Linked DNA regions of Homo sapiens: region 2 is linked to region 1. A link is an interaction called in ENCODE POLR2A ChIA-PET data of the cell type or tissue named here. Cell type or tissue: PC-3. All regions are shown on one strand. Each heading gives the region's core, and the rest is flanking DNA. Links, peaks and the distances in the headings are about the cores only.

Evidence for each region. Peaks named below come from ENCODE experiments on the same cell type or tissue, not always from the same donor. Only the 100,000 strongest peaks of a DNase experiment are listed, where the experiment ranks them.
Region 2: POLR2A ChIA-PET joins it to region 1 with 6 read pairs; 2 of 35 experiments call an interaction of 5 or more read pairs at or near these places.

The regions. Positions count from the first base shown.
Region 1 is chr7:83,343,169-83,353,937 of GRCh38, forward strand. No RefSeq gene overlaps it. Among named protein-coding and RNA genes, the nearest start is that of PCLO, 190 kb to the left of the region's middle. In PC-3, for the core only: no CTCF peak of the experiment used is centred there; a DNase peak (open chromatin) is centred at 5,073.
Region 2 is chr7:82,739,214-82,749,982 of GRCh38, forward strand. No RefSeq gene overlaps it. Among named protein-coding and RNA genes, the nearest start is that of CACNA2D1, 300 kb to the left of the region's middle. In PC-3, for the core only: no CTCF peak of the experiment used is centred there; no DNase peak of the experiment used is centred there.

The DNA.
Region 1 (10,769 bases), core at 2,210-7,209:
GATGGGGAGAATGGAACCTAGCTGGAAAACACTCTTTAGGATATTACCCAGGAGAACTTCCTCCACCTAGCAAGACAGGCCAACATTCAAATTCAGGAAATACAGAGAACACCACAAAGATACTCCTCGAGAAGGGTAACCCCAAGACAGATAATTGTCAGATTCACCAAGGCTTAAATGAAGGAAAAAACGTTGAGGGAAGCCAGAGAGAAAGGTCAGGTTACCCACAAAGGGAAGCCCATCAGACTAACAGTGGATCTCTCTACAGAAACCCTACAAGCCAGAAGAGAGTGGGGGCCAATATTTAACATTCTTAAAGAAAAGATTTTCAACCCAGAATTTCATATCCAGCCAAATTAAGCTTCAGAAGCAATGGAGAAATAAAATCCTTTACAGAAAAGCAAATGCTGAGAGCTTTTGTCACCACCAGGCCTGCCTTACAAGAGCTCCTGAGGGAAGCACTAAATATGGAAAGGACAAACCAGTACCAGCCACTGCAAAAACATACCAAATTGTAAAAACCATCAACACTATGAAGAAACTGCATTAACAAAAGGGCAAAATAACTAGCTAGCATCAAAATGACAGGATCAAATTCACACATAACAATATTAACCTTAAATGTAAATGGGCTAAATGCCCCAGTTAAAAGACACAGACTGGCAAATTGGATAAAGAGTCAAGACCCATTGGTGTGCTGTATTCAGGAGACCCATCTCACATGCAAAGACACACATACACTCAAAATAAAGGGATGGAGGAAGATTTACCAAGCAAATGGAAAGGAAAAAAAGTAGAGTTGCAATTCTAGTCTCTGATAAAACAGACTTTAAACCAACAAAGATCAAAAAAGACAAAGAAGGTCATTACATAATGGTAAAGTGATCAATGCAACAAGAAGAGCTAGCTATTCTAAATATATATGAACCCAATACAGGAGTACCCAGATTCATAAAGCAGGCTCTTAGAGACCTACAAAGAGACTTAGGCTCCCACACAATAATAATGGGAGACTTTAACACCCCACTGTCAGTGTTAGACAGATCAATGAGACAGAAAATTAACAACAATATCCAGGACTTGAACTCAGCTCTGGACCAAGCAGACCTAATAGACATCTACAGAACTCTCCACCCCAAATCAACAGAATATACATTCTTCTCAGTACCACATCACACTTATCCTAAACTTGACCATATAAGGAAGTAAAACACTCCTCAGCAAATGCAAAAGAATGGAAATTATAACAGTCTCTCAGACAACAGTGCAATCAAATTGGAGCTCAGGATTAAGAAACTCACTCAAAACCGCACAACTACCTGGAAACTGAACAAACTGCTCCTGGATGACTACTGGGTAAAGAACAAAATTAAGGCAGAAAGAAATAAGTTCTCTGAAACCAATGAGAACAATGACACAACATACCAGAATCTCTAGGACACATTTAAAGCAGTGTGTAGAGGGAAATTTATAGCACTAAATGCCCACAGAAGAAAGCAGGAAAGATCTAAAATCAACACCCTAACATCACAATTAAAAGAACTAGAGAAGCAAGAGAAAACAAATTCAAAAGCTAGCAGAAGAGAAGAAATAGCTAAGATCAGAGCAGAACTGAAGGAGATAGAAACAAAAAACTTCCTTCAAAAAATCAATGAATCCAGGAGCTTGTTTTTTGAAAATATTAACAAAATAGATAGATCAGTAGCCAGACTAATATAGAAGAAAAGGAAGAAGAATCAAATAGACACAATAAAAAATGATAAAGGGGATATCACCGCTGATCCCACAGAAATACAAACTACCATCAGATAATACTACAAACACCTCTAAGCAAATAAAATAGAAAATCTAGAAGAAATGGATAAATTCCTGGACATATATACCCTCCCAAGACTAATCCAGGAAGAAGTCGAATCCCTGAATAGACCAATAATAAGTTCTGAAATTGAGGCAGTAATTAATAGCCCACCAACCAAAAAAAGCTGAGGACTAGATGATTTATAGCCAAATTCTACCTGAGGTACAAAGAGGAGCTGGTGCCATTCCTTCTGAAACTATTCCAAGCAATAGAAAATGAGGGACTCCTTCCTAACTCATTTTATGAGGTCAGGATCATCCTCATATCAAAACCTGGTGGAGACACAACAAAAAAAGAAAATTTCAGGCCAATATCCCTGATGAACATCGATGCGAAAATCCACAATAAAATACTGGCAAACAAAATCCAGCAGCACATCAAAAAGCTTATCCACCATGATCAAGTCAGCTTCATCCGTGGGATGCAAGGCTGGTTCAACATATGCAAATCAATAAACATAATCCATCACATAAACAGAACCAATGACAAAAACCACGAGGTTATCTTAATAGATGCAGAAAAGGCCTTTGATAAAATTCAACACCCTTTCATGCTAAAAACTCTCAATAAACAAGGTATTGATGGATCATATCTCAAAATAATAAGAGTTATTTATGACAAACCCACAGCAAATATCATAGTGAATGGGCAAAAACTGGAAGCATTCCCTTTAAACTAGCACAAGACAAGGATGCCCTCTCTCACCACTTCTATTCTGCATAGTATTGGAAGTTCTAGCCAGGGTAATCAGGCAAGAGAAAGAAATAAAGGGTATCAAATAGGAAGAGAGGAAATTGAATTGTCTCTGGTTGCAGATGACATGATTGTATATTTAGAAAACCGCACATCTCAGCCCAAAAATCTCCTTAAGCTGATAAGCAACTTCAGCAAAGTCTCAGGATACAAAATCAATGTGCAATAATCACAAGCATTCCTATACACCAATAATAGACAAACAGAGAGCCAAATCATGAGTGAACTCCCATTCACAATTGCTACGAAGAAAATAAAATACATAGGAATAAAACTTACAAAGAATGTGAAGGACCACTTCAAGGAGAACTACAAGCCACTGCTCAAGGAAATAAGAGGACAAATGGAAAAACATTCCATGCTCATGGATAGGAAAAACCAATATTGTGAAAATGGCCATACTGCCCAAAGTAATTTTATATTCAATGCTATCCCCATCAAGCTACCATTGACTTTCTTCACAGAATTAGAAAAAACTACTTTAAATTTCATGTGGAACCAAAACAGAGACTGTATAGCCAAGACAATCCTAAGCAAACAGAACAAAGCTTAAAGCATCATGCTACCTGATTTCAACCTATACTACAATGCTACAGTAACTAAAACAGAATGGTACTGGTACCAAAACAGATATATAGACTGATGGAACAGAACAGAGGCCTCAGAAATAACGCCACACATCTACAACCATCTGATCTTTGACAAACCTGACAAAAACAAGAAATGGGGAAAGGATTCCCTATTTAATAAATGTTGTTGGGAAAACTGGCTAGCCATATGCAGAAAACTGAAACTGGATCCCTTCCTTACATCTTTTACAAAAATTAACTCAAGATGGATTAAAGACCTAAGCTTAAGACCTAAAACCATAAACTCTCTAGAAGAAAACCTAGGCAATACCATTCAGGGCATAGGCATGGGCAAAGACTTCATGACTAAAACACCAAAAGCAATGACAACAAAAGTCAAAATTGATAAATGTGATCTCATTAAACTAAAGAGCTTCTGCACAGCAAGAGAAACTATCATCAGAGTGAACAGGCAACTTACAGAGTGGGAGAAAATTTTTGCAATCTATCCTTCTGACAAAGGGCTAATATCCAGAATCTACAAGGAACTTAAACAAATTTACAAGAAAAAACCAACCTCATCAAAAAGTGGGCAAAGTATGTGAACAGACACTTCTCATAAGAAGACATTTATGTGGCCAAAAAACATATGAAGAAAAGCTCACCATCCCTGGTAATTAGGGAAATGCAAATCAAAACCACTTTGAGGTACCATCTCATGCCAGTTAGAATGGCAATCATTAAAAAGTCAGGAAACAATAGATGCTGGAGAGGATGTGGAGAAATAGGAATGATTTTACATGGTTGGTGGGAGTGTAAATTAGCCAACCATTGTGGAAGACAGTGTGGAGATTCCTCAAGGATCTAGAACCACAAATACCATTACTGGGTATACACCCAAAGGTTTATAAATCATTCTACTATAAAGACACATGGACACGTATGTTTATTGTAGCACTGTTCACAATAGCAAAGACTTGGAACCAATTCAAATGCCCATCAATGATAGACTGGATAAAGAAAATGTGGCACATATACACCATGGAATACTATGCAGCCATAAAAAAGGATGAGTTCATGTCCTTTGCAGGGACATGGATGAAGCTGGAAACCATCATACTCAGCAAACTAACACAGAAACAGAAAACCAAACACCGTATGTTCTCATTCCTAAGTGGGAGTTGAACAAGGAGAACACATGGACACAGGGTGGGGAACGTCACACACCGGGGCCTGTCAGGGGTCGGGGGGCTAGGGGAGGTATAGCATTAGGATAAACACCTAGTGTAGATCATGGGTTGATGGGTTCAGCAAACCACCATGGCACGTGTATACCTATGTAACAAACCTGCACATTCTGCACATGTATCCCAGAATTTAAAGTATACAATAAAAAAGAAATCATTTCCCCTCATTATTCAAAAACTATACAGTATTTACATCTATGTGCAAAACACTGATCTATGTGATATACAAATATGACTCAAGAAACTGAGAAACAACTCAATAAAGAACATATCAATTATTGACATCTATATAAAACAAGTATATTATGAGGCACATTATGGCACAATATAGTTAGTCTCATGAAGAAAGCATAAGAAAATTCTTATAGCTGAGCGGAAAGAAATCACGCTGGGCTGTCAGCCACATGTAAAGCTCATAGCAATTGTTATCTCATAGCAATCTACAGGACAATAAATTGTCCTAAGCCAAGGGTCATAAAAAATGAGGACTTCAACCCATTCTTATCTAGATCAGCTGTGGACACCTCTATAAGAAGATTCAGTTCTCAGAGTCCTCCTTCTCCACTAATAGACCTTAACAGATTTCTTATTCTGCCACTTAGTCTATCTCAGAGAAGGATGCTGGTGAATTTCACAGAGCTGAGTCACAGGCACATTCTGCAAAGCAGCTCCTCCCCTTATCTGACAGTCACGAGGCACTTACTAGAAAGCAGTCTCTGGTTTATACCCTTTCTATTATGATAACTGTCGAAATAACCAGCTCATTACAGAGCCCACTCACGTGAAAAATTCACAGCCAGACCTACTTATTAAATCAGAGCAAAAGGAGGGCTGCTCTTATTCCTGTGCCCAGGTCACTCTAAGCTATATTTATATTTCAAATTCAATCTATCTCTAAATGAAAGACAAAATGGTATATTTAGAAGAAGTCTATGAAATATCTCTTTTTAAACCTTAAAAGAGTAATTTTTTTTATTGGATTTTTGCTCTTGTTGCCCAGGCTGGAGCGCAATGGTGTGATTTCAGCTCACTGCAACCTCCGCCTCCTAGTTTCAAGCAATTCTCCTGTCTCAGCCTCACAAGTAGCTCGGATTACAGGCATGCGCCACCACGTCCAGCTATTTTTTTTTGTATTTAGTAGAGACGGGGTTTTACCATGTTGGCCAGGCTGGTTGCGAACTCCTGACCTCGGGTGATCCACCCACCTCAGCCTCCGAAGTGCTGGGATTACAGGCATGTGCCACCGTGCCCGGCCTAAAAGAGTAAATTTTCAAAGAACATGATCCTAAAACTGCCTTTAGCATGATTTTTTATTAAGAACATTGACCTGGTTTATAACCAACTAAAGGAATGACAGTTTAGGCTCAGATGTTTTTAGAAACTGCACATAACTTTTATCCTGGAAACATGTAGTGAACCCTGATTGTACTACGTATGTATTTTTCTTCTCACCATTGCCTTCCCAGGGATACGGCTAGTAGCATTCTAAAGAAAATTGTATTATTGCTCTGCCTTGTAAAGTCAACTGCTTACAGTTGAAGGATTCATACCCAGTGGTTTTAAGACTTACTCCCTGACACACCAAGAAGTAAGGAAAAAATTTTACTCAGGTCCTCATGTGAGCCATGAGATGTTAAGGGAGTATAGTATGTAGGTTAAACCTGGGGCTCTGAGGTCAATCTTACTGAGTTTGAACCCCAGGTCTACCACTTACTTCTCTGCAGTAAAATGGGTGGTAAAAGTCCTCCCACTTGGGGTTGGAGGGAACATTAAATGAGATATTGCATGCATGGGGCCTTGTCCATTGTAAGTGCTAGCCATTGACAAAGAACCTCTGAAAGCACTCTTCATACAACCCCCTTTGCTGGGAAAAAGGTTTCATCTACCAAATCTCCTAGGAAAGTTGAATTGCTTCTTGTCTACTTTTCTGATATTTTGTAAGTAACAACTCCTAATAAAACAATTTACCTGAGCAAATGGGTACTATGTTAGAAGACTAAATCCTTTCTGTATTCTAGGGGTCATATGAACATTAGCAATGTTTTAACTGAAATGCCTGGGAGAAGGACTAAGTTACTCTGGTAAGAATATAAAAGAGGTGTGTTTTGTCAGGGTGAATATCACATTGCAAACATGGCTGTCTGCTTGCATTGCTACTGAGGGCTGACACTAAAAGCAATATTACTGTTCTAAAGCTCATTAGTTTTCTTAAAAATACCATCAATCAAGCTCGGTGAGAAAGAGGAAGAGATGATTCTGCCAGATGTGTTTATGTTAACATAATATTGGCCAGAGAAAGCACTGTTCCAGAGAAAATGTGAGGCTCAGCCTGGTATCAGTGTCAGAGTTTGAACATGTTTCATGATAGCCTCCACTTGATTAATGGTATTATTTTTGGCATAGCAGTCTTGAGCTTCTCACTCACTATGTGCTCAGAGGTCTTCAAATCTCTTTATTAATGAAGAACATGATTTAACTAGTGCAAAAATGGAACCCCAAAACACAGAGGCTTAAATAATATAACACTTTATTTCTTTCTCACATAAAAGTTTAAAAGTGAAGAGTCCAGGACTAATGGGGTACACTTGATACTCTCAACATGAATTCCAGATGGGGTCCAAGGCAGCAGATCCAATGCATACTACTTCTGCCAGCAGTGAAAGGAAAGAGGAGAAACAAACAACTTCTGTTGTAGGAAATATTCCTCATGTAATTTCTGCTTATGTTTTAATTAGCCTGAGAGAAACCAAATCTCTCTACCTAGCTGCAAGGGAGTCTAGCTTATTGTCTGTGTGTCCAGCTGTAAGTGACATGATTCCATTATTGCAAGGAAGAGAGAGCAAATGAAAATTGGGGATGAGCATCAACTTCTAGTACAGGTTCCTCACACAAAGTCAATAATTTAGTTTCTATTGCATTCATACTTGCTTTGCTCAATAAACTTTTTCTATGAACCATTCTAGCTATAATTGTCACCATGGGAAAATCCATTTCTTGTACTTATTTTCCTCTTTACACTTTTGCTATTGGTGGTACCTTTCCCTAAATCATATTTAGCTCTCAAAATCCTATCTTTTTTAAGACTGTGAAGGCTTATGTCTAGGTGTGCAATAATCCAGGACCTTGCCTTAAAGGAAAACAATATAGAAGTAAAGTAAGCCAAATGGGACCTGTTTACTAGGGCAAAGAGCTGGAAGCCACCACAGTCAGGGCAGTCAGACAACCCAACAGGCTAAACAAATATCAGGATCTTCTTAACTAGCAGGGCATAGCTTTAGGTAAGCTCAACATTTTGGCTATGTCTAGTTAAAAACTAACACAGAGTGTTAGAATAATTAGATTTTTCCCTTAGAAAATGAGCCCAAGAAAATATTTAGAGGGAGTGGGTAAAAGAATGTGTAACACTGTAATTTCTTTACTTTCTGGGACAGCCAAGAAAGTAAGCTGCTTGGGACTCTACAAATAGTAGAGTCAGCTTATGGACTCTATTAAGACTTTCCCAGGGCAACATTGTGATTGGATGTGGTGAGAATACTTGATCCTGGCCATGCCTCTCTTTTTTCTCTCCTCCCAACTTTATAGAGGTATAATTGGTATATAAAAACTGCACATAAGTAATGTATACAATTTATGAGTTTGGACATATGTATGCATTCATGTTACCATTACCACAATCAATGCAATAAACAAATTCATAGCCTCCAAAAGTTTTTTAATCTCCCTGTTTTTTTTGGTGGTAAAAATACTGGACATGAGATTGAGATTGACCATTTTAAAAAATTTCTAAGTGCACAATATTTGTTCTTAATTATAGGCATTATGTTGTACAGAAGATCTCTGGAAGTACTTATCTTGTATAGTCTAACTGTAACTTCATACCCATTGAACAACATCTTCCCATATCCCCCTCTTCTCAGCTCCACCATTCTATTGTCTGCTTCTATATGTTTGACATTTTAGATGCCTCAAACAAGAGGAATCATGTAGTATATGTCTTCTACATGTGGTTTCTTTCACTTAGCATTAATGTCCTCCAGGTTCATGGATATTGTCACATATGGTAAGATTTCCTTCTTTTCCAAGGCTGAATAATATTCTATTGAATACATATATACATGTTTTCTATATTGTCTCATCCATTGATGGGCATTCAGGTTGTTTCCATATCTTGGCCATTGTGGATAAGGCTGCAATGAATATGGGTGTGTAGATATCCCTTAAAGATTCTGATTTCAATATTCTTGGAAATATATCTGGAAAGGGAGTATAGGCTAGATCATATGGTTGTTCTATTATTAATTTTTTGAGGAACCTGCACACTGCTTTTTGTCATGACTGTACCATTTTATATTCCCACTATCAGTGTACAAAGGTTCCAACTTCTCCACAACGTTGCCAACACTTGTTATCTTTTGTTTTGTTTTTTTTTAATAATAGCCATGCTAATAGGTGTGAGATGATATCTCATTGTGGTTTTGAAGTACATTTCCGCGATAATTAGTGATGTTGAGCAAATTCTCATGTACCTGTTTGCCATCTGGATGTCTCTTTGGGAGAAATGTCCATTCAAGTCCTTGCCCATTTTTTGAGTCAGGTTGGTTTGTTGTTGTTGTTGTTGAGTTTTAGGAGTTCCCTATATATTTTGGAAATTAATTCTTTATTATATACACACTTTACAAATTTTCTACCATCCCATAGGTTGCCCTTTCACCCTGTTGATTGTTTCCTTTACTGTGCAAACTATTTTAAGTTTGATGTAGTATCACTTATCTATTTTTGCTTTTGTTGCCTGTGTTTTGGGTGTCATATCCAAGACATCATTGTCAAGACCAATGTGAAGATGATGTTTCCAATTTTTTATAGAAGTTTTACTGCTTCGGATCTTATGTTAAAATCTTTAATTCATTTGAGTTAATTTTTATGTGTGGTATAAAATAAGAATCTAATTTTGTTCTTTTGTATATAGATAAGTAGTTTTCCCAACACCAATTATTGAAGAAACTATCATCCTTTCCCCATTGTGCATTCATGGCATCCTTGTTGAAAATCAGTTGACCATACATGAGTGAGTTTATTTCTGGGCTTTCTATTTTGTTCCATTGGTCTGTATGGCTGTTTTATACCAGTAGCATATTGCTTTGAATATTGTAGCTTTATCATATATTTTGGAATCTGGAAGTGTGACACCTCCAGCCTTATTCTCATTCAAAATTGCTTTGGCTATTCTGAGTCTTTTGTGGTTTCATATGAATTTTAGGATTGTTTTTGTCTGTTTCCATTAGAAGTGTCTTTGGGATTTCGATAGGGCTTGTAATGAATCTAAAGATTACTCTGACTTATATAGATAGTTTAACAGTATTAATTCTTCCAATCTATGAGCATTGGAGGTCTTTCCATTTATTTGTTTCTACTTCAGTTTCTTTTATCAGTGCTTTATAGTTTTCAGTATACAAGCCTTCCACCTTCTTGGTTATGTGTAATCCTAAGTATTTTCTTTCTTTTTTGTTTTCCAACTTTATTGAAGTATAGATAACAAAATTGTACATATTTAAAGTGTACAATTTAATGATTTAATATATATATATATACATTGTAAAATACGCACCACAATCAGGCTTATTAACATATTTATCACCTCACATAGTTACCTGTGTGTGTGTGTGTGTGTGTGTGTGTGCGTGTATGCTGAGAACACTTATCACCTACTCTTTGCAAATTTTAAATATAAAATACAATATTTTTAACTATAGTCACATTATTATACATCAGACTTCCAAAATTTACTCGACTTGCATAACCGAAATTGTATTTTTTTGCATTATTTTATTATATTCCTTTTGATGCTGTCGTAACTGTGATTGTGTTAATTTCTTTTTCATATAGCTTTTTGTTGGTGTATATAAACACACTGGATTTTGGTGTGTTGATTTTATTTCTTATAACTTTAGTGAATTTATTACTTCTAATAATTCATTTTCTGTGGATTTTTAGAGATTTCTACATATGAGATCATGCGATCTGCAAGCAGAGATAATTTTTCTTCTTCCTTTTTGATTTATATGAATGACTTTTGTTTTACTTGCCTAATTGTTCTATCCAGAATTTCCAGTATAAGATTGAATAGAGGTGGTGAGAGTGAGCATTCTTGCCTTGCTCCAGATCTTAGAGGAAAAGGTTTGACGTTTTCACTGTTGAGTATGATGTTAGCTGTGGACTTTGTGTATATGGCCTTTATTGTATTGAGATAAGTCCCTTCTCTACGTAATTTATTGAGAATTTTTATCATGAGAGGGTAGGCTAAAGTCCCTACTGGATACTTGAGACTTTGTTTGAGGTACATCA
Region 2 (10,769 bases), core at 3,829-8,828, 600 kb before region 1:
TTAACATTTGAACTAGTAAACTGAGTAAAGCAGATTGCCCTTCCCAATGTGGTTGGGCCTCATCCAAATCTGCTGAAAGACCTGAGTAGAATAAAAGGCTGAGTAAGAAAGAATTCTTTCTCTCTGTCTTTGAATGGGGACATTGGTCTATTTCTGTTTTCGAACTCACACGGAAACTTATGCATCAGCTGTCTTGGTCCTCAGGCCTTCAAAATCAGACAGGAACTTACATCATCTGCTCACCTGGTTTTCAGGCCTTCAAACTTGACCTGGAACTATACCATCGGCTCTCCAGAGTCTCTAGCTTGCTGACTGCAAATTTTGGACTTCTCAGCCTCCGTAATTATGTGAGCCAACTCCTATGGCAAATTTATCTATCTGGATGTCTGTGTATCTATCCATCTACCTATCTATCTATTTATCTGTCTATCAATCAATCACCTACCTATCTCCTATGGCTTCTGTTTCTCTAGAGAACCCAGACTAATACAGATTTGAAAGGAAAAAAATGGATCTTAGTATATCCAGATTTTCTAAAACATGATCCTTTATGTTGATAGAAATTGTGTGCTTTTTTTGACATAAGATGCAGAGGAATAATAGTATCAGGATATTTTTTAAAAACTGCAAACAGACCAGTTTCTGTTTCCTACAGGAACTACTTTGTAGATCCTTTTAGAACAGCCTGAGTGAGATATTGGGGGTGTTGAATGGTAGAAAGCATTGATTTGGGTTGATATCAAATATATTTTTTTAAACAGGGGAACCTTCTCTTCCATCCCACTACACTACTACACTCTGCATAAAGTCACCTTTTGTGGAGGACAAAGGTCTCTGCAAAATATTTTGAGGGAAAAGATAAGAAGGGTATATTTGTATTGGATATAGATCTTCTACCTATATATCTGTATAGGTTGAAGAAAAGAAAAGAATAAAATACTTTAAATATAGATTTTGCTGTTACAGACCGGAAATGATGAATGCAGAAAGCTGAGGATCCAAAGCTGTCAGAAAAATCTGACTTAGCCTCATTAGATATTTAAGAAATAAAACATAAATAGATCACAGCAGAAAGGCTTTCATTTCTGAGGGACTGCTAGGCACAGATTTTGTGCATCTTCTCTGTTAACTGGGTCATCATTGATTAAAGAGTTTTTCTAGTGCACTTGGCATACTCATTCAGTATTAAACTGAACTCAATTCAACTGAACTCATGGGGCTCCAGCAGAGGGCGTGATTCACAAATGCTGGAGCAGGGGACTCTAGCAGAATATGTCTAGAAAAGCAAAGATGGATCTGGAATTTCCAGACTATTTCAACCTTTTCCTTTAGCAGCGTGCTATATTCAGGTAATCAGTAATTCAAGCTAATATGAAAGAACAATGAGAAGCAGTAAGCTGTATTTTTGGAGAGATATTAATTATTGTATAAAATATTTTAAAATATTCACTGGAATGGGGTTTTAAAAATAAATTGCGTTTTTCTTTAAAATGCATGGAATGTGTCTTCTTTTATCAACATTAGCTGCCTTATTGATATTGAGTCCAGAAGCTGAGGGAAGAAAAATAAACATTTTTTAAAAATGCCAAGTTTACAGCATATCTTAGGGAAGAAAAGTGACTGTAGTGAGCAAGTATCTATAGCTTGATAAGAGTTTTTAATAATGAATTCTAAACATCAGTAAATAAAACACCATTGAATAATAATGAACTTTGCTCCTTAGGTAAGTGTCTTAAAATACATATTTTGCACTTAAAACATCCAGATGTCAAAAATATTCAGGGACTATAGGGAAACTGATTGAGATGTTTAGGAATTAACCCCCATCATCAAGACCGCTTGGCCCCTTCTGATCTCAGAACAGCTTTCATAAAAATATTCTACTGTGAGTGCATGTCAGGGGTCTTCATGTCCAAGATAGGTTGAACTTCACGATGACTAGAATAAAACATTTCCCATAAGCGCTTCCTCTCTCCCATCTCCTGACTCAAGACCCCAACATTTGGTCTTGATGTTTCTGAGGACTATGGGTTTGAGTTGTTAGTTTTAACCTATAAGTATTTGGCCTTCAGCCCTGACTCTCTCCTACTGTGCATAGGAAGGAAACCAAAAACATTCAGCTCACATTGAGCAGTAATGCTTAACATATTAAAGGCAAAGTGATACTTTTAATGGTAATTTTTGATAATGTTATTGATGGTAGCGATGATGATGATGAAGGACAACTCTAACAAATAGAAAAAAAAAAAGAACAGAAGAGAGCATAAAAAGTACCCAATAGAATGGCAATAGGCTAGATATGTTTGAACTGAGACCCTAGACCTCAATGAAAACAGAATAATTTCAATCTCAATTACATCTATCAATGTATCTAGTTCCTGGGATTTTTTTCTTCCCTGGGAGAAGACACACTTTCAAATTCCACTTTATGAGAGTACTAAACAATTGCAGAGGCAGCAGCTCTGAGCATTCCTTTGAAGTATGTACTAAAGAGGCATTTCAAGCACTGCTAAGAGTATGCTGCACCATCATTAAAAGCCAACATTAAAATTCAGAAATCAAAGGCATGTTTACACCAGGCTAAACCATTTTTTTCTTACACATTAAAAGAACATCAAGCTATCCAAAATGATTTAGTGAAAAAGTTCTTTTTTTTCTTGTTTACCCATCAACTAAGAAAGCACTGGGCCAATGTTATTCTAGTTATCTCAGCATTTTTAGCATTCTCTTTGTATAAATTTTTTAAAAGGGCAAACTTCACATATACAATATCATACTTGGTATAAGAAATAGACTATTTGAGGAAACCAAAATTATACTTAAAACATACTAGGAAGAAAATAATGGTTATTGCTCTCCAAGATAGAATGGAATATGAGGTGCACTGATTTCTAATTCCAAACTGAATCCCATTTTTCCCTATGGCCTTAAGTTTTAATTGCCATTAGATTTCTCTATCCTACTTTTTCATATTTTATAAAGAGTTCTTGTAAATGACATGCTGTGGTGGCTGTGGAAATGTCCTGCTCAGATCTTCATAAAAACCTCCTGTGGGAGGGTAGTTGATCAACAATTTCTAGCTGCTCCCCTCCTGAGCACTGAGGCCACACATCCTATAAGCTGCTCCCAGACAATGGTCAAGCACAGCAGGGTAGAACCAGTCCATGCCTGCTCAAAGTGACGCCTCCTCTAATGAACGCATTTTCTTTGAAGCGCCCTCCACCACCTTAGTGTGCCCAAGAGTTTTTCAGAACAGTTCTGCAGTCTGAAGGAGTCCTTCCTTCCCAGTCCTTCCTTTTCTTTTCATTCTTTCTTCACAGTCATGATGTTTCCATCTCGGTCTGAAGGCTCTTCCTTCAAAGGCAATACACCCGCAAATCCCTTGGACATCCAATCCTGTCCTGGTGTCTACTCAGAGGACCCAAACTGACACAGAGAGTGGTCTGAGAAAACAGGTGACAAGAAGGGGGTTGTGGGGACTGGATCATTCCCTCTCCAGTTGGCAAATAAAGTACCATACTGGACTTAGCAAGATGTCTGGCTTTTGAACAGAAATCTTCATATCACCAGCGATGAGAGAGAATTAAATATGGGCGATGATGAGAAGGGCAAGAAGATTTTTGTTCAGAAGTTCTTCCTGGTTTAGTCTTGGGAGGGTGTATGTGTCCAGGAATTTATCCATTTCTTCTAGATTTTCTAGTTTATTTCCTTGGAGGTGTTTATAGTATTCTCTGATGGTAGTTTGTATTTCTGTGGTATGTCTTGTGACTTTTTTTATGTGTGCCATGATTTAATAGATCTCATACATCAGAATTCTGATCATGAATGACTGACAGAATATTTTTCTTGGGCAGTCCTGACTTAACTAAGACTGGCTTGTGGTTAAATTAATATGTTTGGTTTTTTGAACGTTAATAGTAATTCTGATTCAGTAAATGCTATCGCTGTTTTCGTCTTCTGAAGATATGACTGGACTTTGTTAATAATGTTCAACTTTCCACAAAGACGGTGCATGCCATCTTAAAATCTATTAGAGATTGGTTTTATATTCAGATGTATATACTTGTTATATGACTATATTTAAATACTGGGGAAATCCCCCCTTTTTCTCAGAACCAAGCAAGACTCATTTGTGTTTTGTGTTATTTGCCTCCTAAAGGCTGGGCTGAAGATAAGGTGGCAAAGTCTACTTTATCTTTTTGGTTTTAACTATACCAACCTAATTAGAATTTCCTGTATCTAAAATGGTTCCTTGGCCAGGTGTGGTGGCTCATGCCTGTAGTCCTAGCAGTTTGGGAGTCCAAAGTGGGTGGATCATTTGAGGTCAGGAGTTCAAGATCAACCTGGCCAATATGGTGAAACCTCATCTCTACTAAAAACACAAAAATTAGCCAAGTGTGTTAGCACATGCCTGTAATCCCAGCTACTCAACAGGCTGAGGCAGGAGAATCGCTTGAACCCAGGAGGTGGAGGTTGCAGTGAGCCGAGATCGCACACCACTGACCTCCAGCCTGGGCAACAGAACAAGACTCTGTCTGGAAAAAAAAAAAAAGTTTCTCGTACTTATTGAAAGGCATTTTAGTGTGGTGTGTGTGTAATATCAAATAAAGAATATTTAACACTTGAAAAGGAAATACATCATCTGAAACGCAAAGCATAGATAATTTCTGAATAAGGTGGCAGCCCAATTGCTGCTGATTTCAGGAGTGATGACTTAGGAGAAGTCCCCAGGGAGAGGAATGTCCTTGGTGTGAGGATCAAGGCATTTGAAAGACACAGAGTGCACAATGCCTGTAAGGACAGCAGAACTGACTATTTACTACTAAGTTGAAGTGTTGCTTTATAGAGGTATAACGATAAATGATAAGGAAGTTGACAAATTCGTAAAGTTAGCTGTGATAGCCAGAGGCCCTTTGTGGTAGTTTAGGAAGAAGCCCTTACTCCCTGCAATGGAAGAGCTGATAGTTGCTGAGAAGCAGACCCGGGGTTTCATAGTGAGAACTACAGAGGCTCCAGAGACATTTTAACGTTCAGCAAAGACAGTACAGGTTTCCCTTAAGGTTAGGGCTGTGGTTAGGATCTCTGGAACCCTACCAGATAGAATTGGAACACCTGAGTCAACGCTGACCGGGATGGCTTTAAAACCCCTGAGGTCCTCTCATAATCCAGGAAAGTCTTTCTTGAGGACTTAGAAGCCACTCTTTTGACATGTAATTTCGAGGAAAGATAGTGCACCTATCTTTCAGTTTCTGTGTGCGAATGGGAGCCTAACTTTTATGGGCACCAATTAGCAAACATGGATGGCCTAATAATTGAGAAAAAACATTTGCAAACTCAGGATTAGCACATCCCACTGATCAACCGCCCAACCCCCACCCCATGTCCTCCAGCACTTTTCCAGTAGATCATCCCAGTTCTGAAAATTCCTCCTTCTCTTTGTTTCAATAGAGTTGACTTCAGACGACCTCTCTCTTCTGTTTTAGCAGCTTTGAATAATGTCTTCTTTGCCTTCCAGTGCAATTTTTACTTTGACCATATCCCTGAGAATTGTGGCTTTTCAGACCCCTCTGACCCTCAGAATTTGCAAAAGGGAGAAGGCTGTCCCTCCCTAGTAAGAGCTAGTACTGCTCCCCCACAGGAAAAAGCTACAGAGCAGCCTCTCCTTTGCAAGACGACAGGTGACCTTCTCAAGAGTTGCCCCTCCTGCCTATCCTGATTATAAAGCTGAAAACTGTGACTGAATTCTAGCACAATCTAACTGGAGACATGCTGGGCTGATAAGGGAGAAATGAGTTTATAAACTGAAGGAGTTTCAGGTATATGCTACAATGTACAAACAGTAGCCAAGGGATCACCCCTGGGGTTAGGTTTGAGGGTGCTTGATCACGGAAGCCAGAGTGAAAGACTGAATAAGAACAATGGACTTGGCAGCACTTTTTTTGAGACATTTTATTTTATACCCTGGTAAGGACCCCAGAATACAGAACAAACTTTCTGCTAAGAGTGGCTCTTAAAAGCCAGGAATAAGTGATGGCCCTGGCCGAGCAAAGTGGAAATGCCTGGGTTGCCTGGCAGAAGCAAAAGGCTCAGGAATGTGGGCCTGATGGAATGCATGGCATGTAGGGCCAGAAGCCCCATTAAATGTTATGCTTCATGGGAGGTCACAGGGAGTCCTTCAGCCAACAGGAATCAATTGGTGAGGGCAGCAGCATCCATAAGTTCAGTGGCAGCTCATCTCAGAATGACGGGCAGTTGGATGGAGAGGGGCTCCCAGAACAGGTCTGATTAGTATTCATGAGCATGATGAGACCCTGAATAATTGAGGCTAAGTGGCAGGGCTTAACAGACAAAAGCAGGGGACACACAAGATTGGAGTAGTCAAGGGGGCTTGACCTTCAGGGAGTTATGGAGGTTGTTAATACAATATGGCATCACTAGGGGCAAAATAGATGGGTAGCTAATGAGTGAGCTGCTTGACATCTGCAATCAGAAATAAGCTAGAATGAAGAAGCGGGAGGCTGAGGCCAGTTGCCACAAATAAAGTTACAATGCTTTGCCTAGTTCTCACGCCTAAATTAATTTTGAGTTTCAGGATTCATTTACTAAAGGGATGACCATGTGCCCATAAAGGAACAAGTCTCCAATACAAAGCATGTATATACTGTAATGATTCCCCAAGTCTTTTCTCAAAGGGACTTCTAGTTATTTACTCATGTGACCATCTACTAGGAAAAAAGAAGTACTCAGAGGAATGTTGAACAGATTTCTGAGTTGACGTTGATACCTGGTGACTCAGTGAATCATCATGGCGCTCTAGTTAGGGTGGAGATTTACAGGAGCCACGTAATAAGTGGAGTCTGCTAAAGCCTGGCCTAGAGTGGATTCACTGTGTTCACAGACATATCTGGTGGTCATTTCCTGGTCTTCAATATGCAATTGGTATTTTACCTGGCATTTGGCATATTCCCCATGTTTGGTCTTTGGACTTCTTGGAAAGACCAAGTGGAAACCTCTGAAATTATTCTTCCCTCCTACCTGTACCAAGATAGTAAATCAGTGTATCTCTGGGGGACAGGGAGGAAAGGTAGAATAAACATGCCATTCAAGAGCTAAAGGTTGCAGGGATGTATGGCCCTAGCATATCTCTGCTTAACTTACCATTCTTCCCCATGGGTGAAATAAATGGATCCTGGAGAATAAATATAGACTATAGATACTGTAAGCTCAGCCAAGTAATAGTTCTTGTTGTAGCTACTATACCATGGGTGGTATTATTGCTAGAGCCGATATTAAGGCTTCAGGTAATGTAGTATGCAGATGTGGATTTTGCAAATGCATAATTTAAAAAAATTCTGATCAGAAAAAATCACGGAAATTTTCATATATGTGGAATGGACAGCAATATTGACTTACAGTTTTACCCTAGGACTATATTAACTCTTTCAACCCTTTGTCATAATATATTTAAAATGGATCTCAACCATCTGGACACTTCATAGGCTATTACATTGATTTGTTGATTTATTGTGATTTATTTATTTATTTTATTGATGACACTATGCTGATTTAGACAGTTCAAGAAACAGTGGCTAGTATTTTGGAAGCCTTGCAAAGACACATTTCTGAAAACTGCAATTTCAGTCAGGTTTTTTGGGGTCCAGTGATCAGGGGCATTTGAGGTATCCCCTGCAAAGTAAAGGTCAAATTTATGTATCTTCTTGCCCTTATCACAGAAAAGGAAGCACCACACCTGAAAGACCTTTTTGGATCGTGGCTGGAACACATTTTGAACTTAACAATATTGTCTAGCCCTTAAGTCCAGTGATATGAAAGGATGATAGCTTTAAATGAGTTCTAGAATAGAAAAGGGCTCTGCAGCTGGTTGAGGATGTGGGTCAAGCAGCCCTACCACTTGGATCATGTAATCTCTCCGGCTCTAAATTGTTGTAAACGTCAGTAGTGGGAGAAGATGGAATGTAAGTTTATGGTAAACCCCAGTGTGAGAATCTTAGTGTATCCTACTGGGATTCTGAAGCAAGGCCATAACATCTGCAGTGGGGAATTATACTCCATTTTAGAATCACCTTTTGGCATGACAGTTGGCCCTTGTACAGATGAAACACTTGACCATGGGGCACCAAGTAAGCATGTTCCCGGAACTGCCCATAATGAGCTGGCTCTCTTAGATCTACGTGTCATAAAGTCAGCAGGCTCAGCAGCAGTCCATCACAAGTTAAAAGTACTACATTGGAGATCAAGTTTAAGCAACAACAAGGGCACAGGCAGGCTGTATGAGCAGGTGGCCTAGACCCACATGTCACTCAGGATGGTTGTACCAGTGCTCTTTACTTGGTGCATTTTCTAAGACCAGCTGAAGAAAAAGAAAAATACCCATGCTTGATTTATAGACAGGCAGTCTCAGTATTTGAGCTCAAATTGAAAATGGATGACAGAGGACTGTAGCATTACTTGATAATCAGTAGAGAGAAAACATCTTCCCAACACGTGGAGGTGAAAATGAAGAACCTGGTCATCCAGTCTGAGGAAGGAGAAATGGCCTGAGGGGACAATATATACAGATTTCTGGACATTTACTAATGGCCTTGATGGCTGGTGAGGGGCCTGGGGGGAAAAGACTGGAGGATCAGAGACAAGAAGGTCTATGATAGAGTATGGGCGGACACATGGGAACGGGTACAGAGTGTGAAGATTTTTGCATCTTAAGTTAATACCTAAGAAAGCATATATGAAAGAAGATATAGTGAACAATGAAGTAGTCAAAATGATTTGGTTAGATGAAGTTAGCCACCTTTGTCAATGACCTCTCCAGAAGTAGGATAATGGGCACATACATGAAATGGCCCAGTCATAATACTGGTATTTCTTGATCATGATCAAAGATTAGATTATGCTTATGCTTATTGGTTTGCCTCGTAATTGTCCTCCATACCTTTCTATTGTGCTTAAAAATCTAAAAACTAAGAATTATGACAATTATATGAACAAATTATGAGGTTCAGAAAAAAATTGGAAATACCAGAAATTATAGAACTGGACAGGGTTCTAGCAGAAGCACAATACATTGCCCAGAAAGTGAGCTTATTTTATTGGTTACTTGTATTTAGAGTCAGATATTGACTCAGATTGAGTATTAAAATTTAGTTTTAAATATTGGCTAATTATAGTGATTTTTTGAGAAATTATGTATAAATGGGCAACAAGCTAGAAAACAGAAAGATTTTATTTAAAGAATGCAATAGTGTTGTCAGTTTTGTTAGATCTGTGGGGAACACTGTGGATGATGTAGTCCAGCTCTTTAACTTGGGAAACCTGAGGCCTTAAGGATACCCGCCCAGTGTTGTAGCACTAATTAGTGTCAAAATTATGGTTTAGAGCCCAATTCTCCTGACTAAATATTCTGTATTTTTAAAAACTAAGTCATATAGTCTCTTGTACATAGAATAACCTTACTTGAAAATACTGTGGCTACCCACATAAATCCCTATACCTTGAAATAACTGATCTATTCATTTAAGTTATCTTAATGAGGTGGCCTTGAATAAATCTTGTGTTTTGTTCTTTCAAAACAAAAGTGAAAATGGAATTGAGATAGTAGTTGTAATTTTAAAAAGTGTGACAAGTGATAGCAGGTTAAAAATTCCCAAATTAATCCATGTAGCAAAACTGCATTTGGACCCTCTAAATCTATGAAAATAAAAAAAATTACAAAATTCTCAAATTAGTAAATTGTCTCAGCTATTTGTTCACAGATTTGAGAGTGAACATCTTTTGGAAGGTGTTAATTAACCTATTCCACCACTGGCCAATCTTTTTGATTGTTTACCTTCTGGAGAAGAGGTTACAGATTTTACCGACCTTATTTTCATCTTGTATTTCAATTCATTGTAAATTTACAATTGATTTCAATTCATTGTAAATTTACAATTTCAATATGCTTTTGGTCAGGTTAGTGACAACTCACTTTCAAGGTTATTTCCACTTCAGGGGTGTGTGTGTGTGTGTGTGTGTGTTGGAGGTGGCAAGTGGTTGGGAAGTTAAGAATGTGACCAACTTGGTCTTAACATTTCCCTCAGCTTGACCACACTCATGACAGTGACAGGCTTCTTCTTCTTCTTTCTTCTTTCCTCCTTCTCCTTCTTCTTCCTCCTCCTCCTCCTCTTCCTTCTCTCTCCTCCTCCACTTTTCCTCCTCCTCCTCCTTTTTAAAATCAGGAATACTTTTGCAGAAAATATAGATAGGCTTCTAGACTCAAAGCCTGCCTTAAGACAGTTTTATAGACCAGGATGGTCTTTCTCAAGGATGATGCAGCCGTCCCTTTAAAATGCAGTCATCAAGGAAGATAGTGTCCCTATCTCCTAGTCTCTTGCTGGAGAGAGAGAACTTCAATGGGTTCCTTGCTCCCAGTTGTAAATTCCTATCATGTCATGAAGATAATGACAAATGTATTTGGAGTGGGAGAGGAGAAGGAAGAGGATTTACTTAGGCATTGAATTTAAGTATTTAAGTCTTCATTCTTCCCTCCTTCTCTTCCCTTAGCCAATTACGTCTACTTATTCCCCTGTGAGGTAACCTATCCTTTCTTTTGTGATAATCATGCCCTGAATTTTCATAGTTATTAGAATCACACTATATTTTTTGTCCACATATATATAAAACTTATTCATATTGACGTGTATAGCTCTTGTTTGTTCATTTTTGTTGTTTCATGTTATTCTGTTGCATTAATATACTGTAAAATATTTACCTAT